Regions from separate parts of the Mus musculus genome. Here region 2 is linked to region 1. Evidence: chromatin loops called from intact Hi-C (ENCODE). Cell type or tissue: left cerebral cortex. All regions are shown on one strand. Each heading gives the region's core, and the rest is flanking DNA. Links, peaks and the distances in the headings are about the cores only. Region 1 overlaps Slc35f3 (solute carrier family 35, member F3). Region 2 overlaps Tarbp1 (TAR RNA binding protein 1).

Region 1 (2,907 bases), core at 322-2,821:
CCAAGGCTACACAGAGAAACCCTGTCTCGAAACAAAACAAAACAAAACAGCCAGAGTTGCTGCCAGGACAGGTCAGCAGTAGAATGCTTGCTTAGCACACACACGACCCTATTCCCACCCAGAACCGGGAAACCTGGGTTGATCTTCAGAGAGGACGCATTACAGTTGAGATTATAGAGATGACGCAGTCTATAAAGTACTCGATTTGCAAGCCCAATGACCAGAGTTTAATCCCTAGAACCCACATTTTAGAAGTTGGAAGTGCTGACCTGTGTGGGGCCAGCCTACCCTACTAGTCCGGTTCCAGGCCAGTGGGAGACCTGTCTCAAACAAACATGATAGGCAGCCTTTGGGGGCCAACAGGTGAGTCTTCTAACCTTAGTCTCAATTGTGTGCACACACATGCAAAAAACCTGCGCATACAGACAAGCGGGGGAGGGGTGGAACCTTGCGATAGAGTCTGAGCTGCTTGTTCTCCGGGTAGAACCTGCACTGAGGTGACTGACTGGGGGGCTCCAGGTGACCACTTCCATCGGCAAAGCTGCAACTCAGGAGATTGGCTCTCTTTAAGACGTGTCCCCATGCTTTGGTAGTCTTTAGGAAGTCTAAGCCTCACTTCAGCCCTATGGATGGACTATGACAGGGGGGACTTAAAACACATGCCTGTAACTGCATTTAATCAAGATTAGACCTCAGTTCTGAGGCTCTCAGAACTGTAACTTTGTGCTGAAGATTCCCCCCACAAAGATCCTTCAGACAACATGGGCCTGAGGATCACTGAGCAGAGCCTAGGTTAAGGACATGTTTGGCCTTCACCTCATACGGTGCATCTTGATGGATATCATGACTGTATAACCTAGCCATACTGGCTGCTTTTGTGTATCAACTTGACACAAGCTGGAGTTATCACACAGAAAGGAGCCTCCCTTGAGGAAATGCCTCCATGAGATCCATCTGTAAGACATTTTCTCAATTAGTGATCAAAGGTGGGAGAGCCCATTGTGGGTGGTGCCATTCCGGGGCTGGTAGTCCTGGGTTCTATAAGAAAGCAGGCTGAGCAAGCCAGGGGAAGCAAGCCAGTAAGTAACATCCCTCCATGGTCTCTACATCAGCTCCTGCTTCCTGACCTGCTTGAGTTCCAATCCTGACTTCCTTTGATTATGAACAGCAATGTGGAAGTGTAAGCTGAATAAGTCCTTTCCTTCCCAACTTGCTTCTTGGTCATGATGTTTGTCCAAAAATACAAACCCTAAGACACTAGCACATTTAATTTAACCTCTAAGCTTGTATCTAAAGAAGGGAATGGCTTTATACCATCATCAGTAGTGAGTGGTCTTGGGTGAGACAAGTTCCCAGGAAGAGTAATTCAGAGACTGCCACTAGAGGGCTCTGCAGTGACCTGGGAACCTCTTCCCTGCAGAGATGGGAGAGCAACCTTGAGGAGCCCTGGCCCTGTGTAGATTGTATCCCTGTGTTTATCTTTGCCATTCAGGAAGATGAATCAAGAGTAGCTACTTCTAGGAGCTTCCTCTGGAGACCTGGGCATATGCAAGTGGACAGCACCAGAAACAGCTGGTTGGAACTGCACTCAGGGAATTTTGTCATGGTGGTACCTTTCTCCACCTGTGTCTGAGCACCTGCTGCCCTTATGGAGATTATAATGATGTCATACAGTGCAATAGCGATTCTGAGACAGACTCTGAAACTCCCTGTAGTCTTTAGGGGTGGGCACAGTGATACCAGTGTAGTAGTTTCTAGAACTTTCTTTTTGTCCCCCCAGGAGTTTGGCCTCTCAAGTCTTTTTTTAATTTATGTATATATGTATTGCCTGGCTGTACGTGCACAGTGTGTGTGTGCAGGTGCCGGCTGAGGCCAGAGGAGGGCGTCAGGTCCCCTGAAACTGGAGTTACAGGGGGTTGTGAGCCATCCTCTATGAAGGTGAGGGGTGGGAACCGAACCCAAATCTTCTGTACCAGCAGCAAGTGTTCCTCTCAGCTAGCTGGTCACTCTAGCTCTTAAGCCTTTGTTTTCTTCTAAGGACTTTGTATTTTCTTCCCCGAATGGGGCTGTCCTGGGGGATAGGGTGGGGTAGCGGGGGTGGGGGGGTGGGGGGGGTGGGCAAAGAAAATAATCTTCTAGCCCTCCAGAAGGGAATGCAAGTTGTGGGGGTCTCCATCCCACCTCCACCTTCACTCTCTGTAAAACAATTCAGGGCCCCGGCAGAGCCAACCACCTGCGTAGATAAACTGGTGCAACACTGTCTTTACTGCCAAGGGTCTCGCTAAGATTCGCTGGCCTCATGGAAGGGCTCATGGAGAAGGAGGGGGCCTGGGGCCGCAGTCAGGACGCGCCTGGGAGCTAGGGCGCGACCGTGGGCTGCAGGGCGGGCGTCCCGGGCGGGGGCGGAGCAGGTGAGCCGGCCGGGTGGGCGTGGGGAGTGCACTTGTACGTGACGTTGGAGTTTGCAGCGAGCCGGGAGTAGGAGGCTGTGCGCGCGTGTGTGGAGCGCTGCGCGGCCAGGAGGATGTGCGCGGCGGGGCGGCCACCGCAGTGAGTCGCGGCGACAGGAGCGGGCTGCAGCCCGGGGGGGAGCCTGAGGCGAGGGCCAGCAGGAGGCCGCGGGCCCGGAGAGGCGCGCTGCCCGGCCCCAGGATGTAGGCGATCGGCGGCGGCGCTCCTGCTGGCGGCCGGCTCACCATGAAGAAGCACTCGGCCAGGGTGGCCCCGCTCAGCGCCTGCAACAGTCCGGTCCTGACCCTCACCAAAGTGGAAGGTAAACGGGCGGCCGCATGGTGTTGGGGTGCCCGGGCCTGAGGCGTCTGTCCCTGACCCAGAGGGACACCTGGCTGCTAGCGGGGCGGGGGCGGCAGCTTCGGGACGCTGTCCGCAGTGCAGCCTCGCTGCTGG
Region 2 (2,907 bases), core at 218-2,717, 140 kb after region 1:
CACTGAGCCTGTCTTCTCTCACACTCTCCTCGCTCCTGTCCATTTATCCCCTCACCAGCATCAGGTCTGAGTGAGCAGCTTTCCTCTCACTATGCAGGCTACCCTGGACATGCTCCTCACCCAAAGCCAAGGCCTACAGGTACTGGTCACTGTCATCCTAACTCTTTTCAGTTCTCTGAATACCTAGATACTTGCCCCATGTCCCCAGAACTGGCCAGGGACCCACCTGCTACCAATCTCTAATTCCTAAAGCTGCTTCTCTTACCCAGAAATCTCTTTTCACTCACCAATTCCTGCTTTTTTGGAAGTCACAGATGATGTTGGTAAAAGGACTTCTCTAAGCCACATGTATTCACCATGGTGCCCTCTGTTCTTATCACCTACTGAAAGGCACTGGGATGACTACTTGACAGTCCTCTTTACCTGACTGAGCCACATAAAGACAGGACCTCTGTCTACCTGGCCTGCTGAGGTATGTGCCTGCCACAGAGGTCTCAAAGAGGGGTGTGCACTTAGAGAACAGAGAAAGCATAAAGCTCAGAATGCCTGATTCTCACTGACTGTGTCCCTATTTGGGACCAGGAGTTTTATTAATAATAATAATAATAATAATAATAATAATAATAATAATAATAATATATGAGATCGGAGCCAAATATTTTTAGGGACCAGGGACATTAATCTAGGATCCACAGGCAGAGAAAACAGCTCAGTGCTCACCAGGCAGCCATGACCTCACCACAGAAAGCAATGCTCAACTGGAAGTGGGCAGCAGAGGGGTGAGGGGCCACTCTGAAGTCAGTCTGGCTTCCTCCAGGCTGCCTGCCTGCTATGCAGGAGCCATGAGTATAAATCCCCAATCTGGCCAAGTGTTGGTGGCTCATATCTTTAATTCCAGCACTTGGGAGACAGAGGCAGGCATATTGAAGCCAGCCTGATCTACAGAACAAATTTCAGGACAGCCAAGACTACACAGAGAAACCCTGTCTCAGAAAACAAAACAACAGCAACAGCAGAAACCCAAAACCCCCGATCTGGACTCATCAATCTATCTATCTTAGCATCATCTGTTGCATGGGACTGACCCAAGCCCTCTGTGCTCTATCACAGTGGGACAGTGACAGAGAAAAGGGTAACAAGGCTCCTCTAAGGCTCTGCTGGAAAGAACAACCATGAAGCGTCCTTACCCTGCTCCGTGCATGCTTTCTGCTTGGCTGAGGCTGCACTCGATGACTGCGGTCCAGGCGCCACACTCCTCAAACTGCAGTGTTTTACACAGATGCCAGGCCTTCTTGAGGGCTACCAGAGCATAGAGCCGAACACTGAAATTGTGACTCAGACACCACTGGAGGGCAACGGTGAGAGCTTGCTTCAGAACCAGCTTCTGCAAAGATAGAAGAAGCAGCTTGAGGGGGAGGTGTGACAGCATGAGGAAGGCTGTAAAGAATGGAGGACTGACAGCTCTTGCCAGCCTTTCACTAGCCTGGCTGTGGGGTTGTTTCTTCCTCCCAGGCAAATGAGCTCAGAAGCACTCACAACTGTCTCAAGGAAAACAGCATTAAGTGTCCCCATTCTTCTAATGGCTACAATATGTCCCCCACTCTTACAACCTAAGTTGACATCAATCTTCATGCTGGTGTGACAGGGTCATTATGTTCTAGAAATGTGACCCCCACCTTATTACTTGACCTAGGCTGAAAGGTAAGGAAGTGTCCTATAGGAGTCCCACTCCCGGAGAACCTGAGGTACCCACCTTCCTCCATCAAGTGCTGAGCTCTTAACTCCCTAGCAGCCACCTCGAGCCACTCAGAGACAGAATTAAGAAGCAGGCATGGGATACTTGGGAAGTGGCAGCAGGACAACCAGAAGTTCAGGGTTAGCCTGGGCTAAACCCATAAGGACACTTGACAGGTTAAGGTCAGTTAGAGAAGAGGGTGGTTTGGGAAGATTGGGGGAGGGGTGGATATGATCAAATGGCATTGTAAGAAATTCTTTAATATCTAATAAAATAAGGAAGGAACACATCCTAAAGACAACTAACCGTGAAACAAACAACAACAAAACTGTACAAACACATTCTTTTTTATATTAGAATGCCAAGTTCATGAATTCTTCTCCCAAACAATTCAAAACTTACCTTTTCTGGAATATTCTGAACAATGATGTCCAAATGTGATAAAACAGATAAAAATGTACAAATGCTTGCCTTAATTTTTTCTTCACCCTGACAGAAGATGAGATAGAAAAATCGTTATTTGGGGCTTAACTGTGAGCAGAGGCTCCTGGATGCTGGACCGGCAGAGGTAGGAGGCAGCCTCTGCTCTCTTCTTCCCTGAAGCAGCTTGAGTTCGCCTTGTGTCGGGGCCACTCCCTGCAGCCCAAGGTAATGCAGGCAACGCTGAGAGAACAGTCAAGACAGCACTGAATGGCCTCACTGTACCAAGCCCCTGGGCCAGGCCTACCGGACAGGAGTGGGGACTGGGGTGAGGACATAGAGGAAGCTGGTAAAAAGAACAAGATAAATAAAGACACAGGGCAGCGGAGGTGAGAGTCACACTGACCCTTGGGACTGTGTCCTGCTGTTGCATACACGGTGACAGCCATGGGGAAGAAATGCCATCTGGAGCCCTAGCCCTTGCAGACACATATGGCTATCAAGACTCTCAGGACGTAGAACCACCAAGAACAGATGCTGTGTACATGACTAGGTAGGTGTTGAGTATCCTAGCAACCCAAACCTGGGTGACCTGGGTGTTTATGCTCAATCATAGTAACTGGGATGGGGTCCAGGAGGGCAAAGAGCCTACTACGGCCACCAACACTCATATCAAATGTGATTTTCACACAGCATGAGAACAAGGTGAGGTTAGCTGTTTAGACCTAGAGTCACAGAAGGGACAAGACTTC

What was found. Peaks named below come from ENCODE experiments on the same cell type or tissue, not always from the same donor. Only the 100,000 strongest peaks of a DNase experiment are listed, where the experiment ranks them.
Region 2: a loop joins it to region 1, with 2.9 times the contacts of the local background. A loop is called at or near these places in 1 of 42 quality-filtered maps.

The regions. Positions count from the first base shown.
Region 1 is chr8:126,296,089-126,298,995 of GRCm38, forward strand. All of the region lies in intron 2 of Slc35f3 (solute carrier family 35, member F3), which reads left to right. Among named protein-coding and RNA genes, the nearest start is that of Gm31165, 5.9 kb to the left of the region's middle. In left cerebral cortex, for the core only: CTCF peaks have their summits at 1,377 (motif pointing right) and 2,590 (motif pointing right); DNase peaks (open chromatin) are centred at 1,407, 1,844 and 2,453; H3K4me3 peaks cover 700 bases; H3K27ac peaks cover 648 bases.
Region 2 is chr8:126,432,661-126,435,567 of GRCm38, forward strand. Tarbp1 (TAR RNA binding protein 1) reads right to left here. Exons shown (of 30, transcript NM_001159907.1): 23 at 2,138-2,224; 24 at 1,188-1,384. Among named protein-coding and RNA genes, the nearest start is that of Coa6, 12 kb to the left of the region's middle. In left cerebral cortex, for the core only: a CTCF peak has its summit at 1,345 (motif pointing right); a DNase peak (open chromatin) is centred at 1,386; H3K27ac peaks cover 1,193 bases.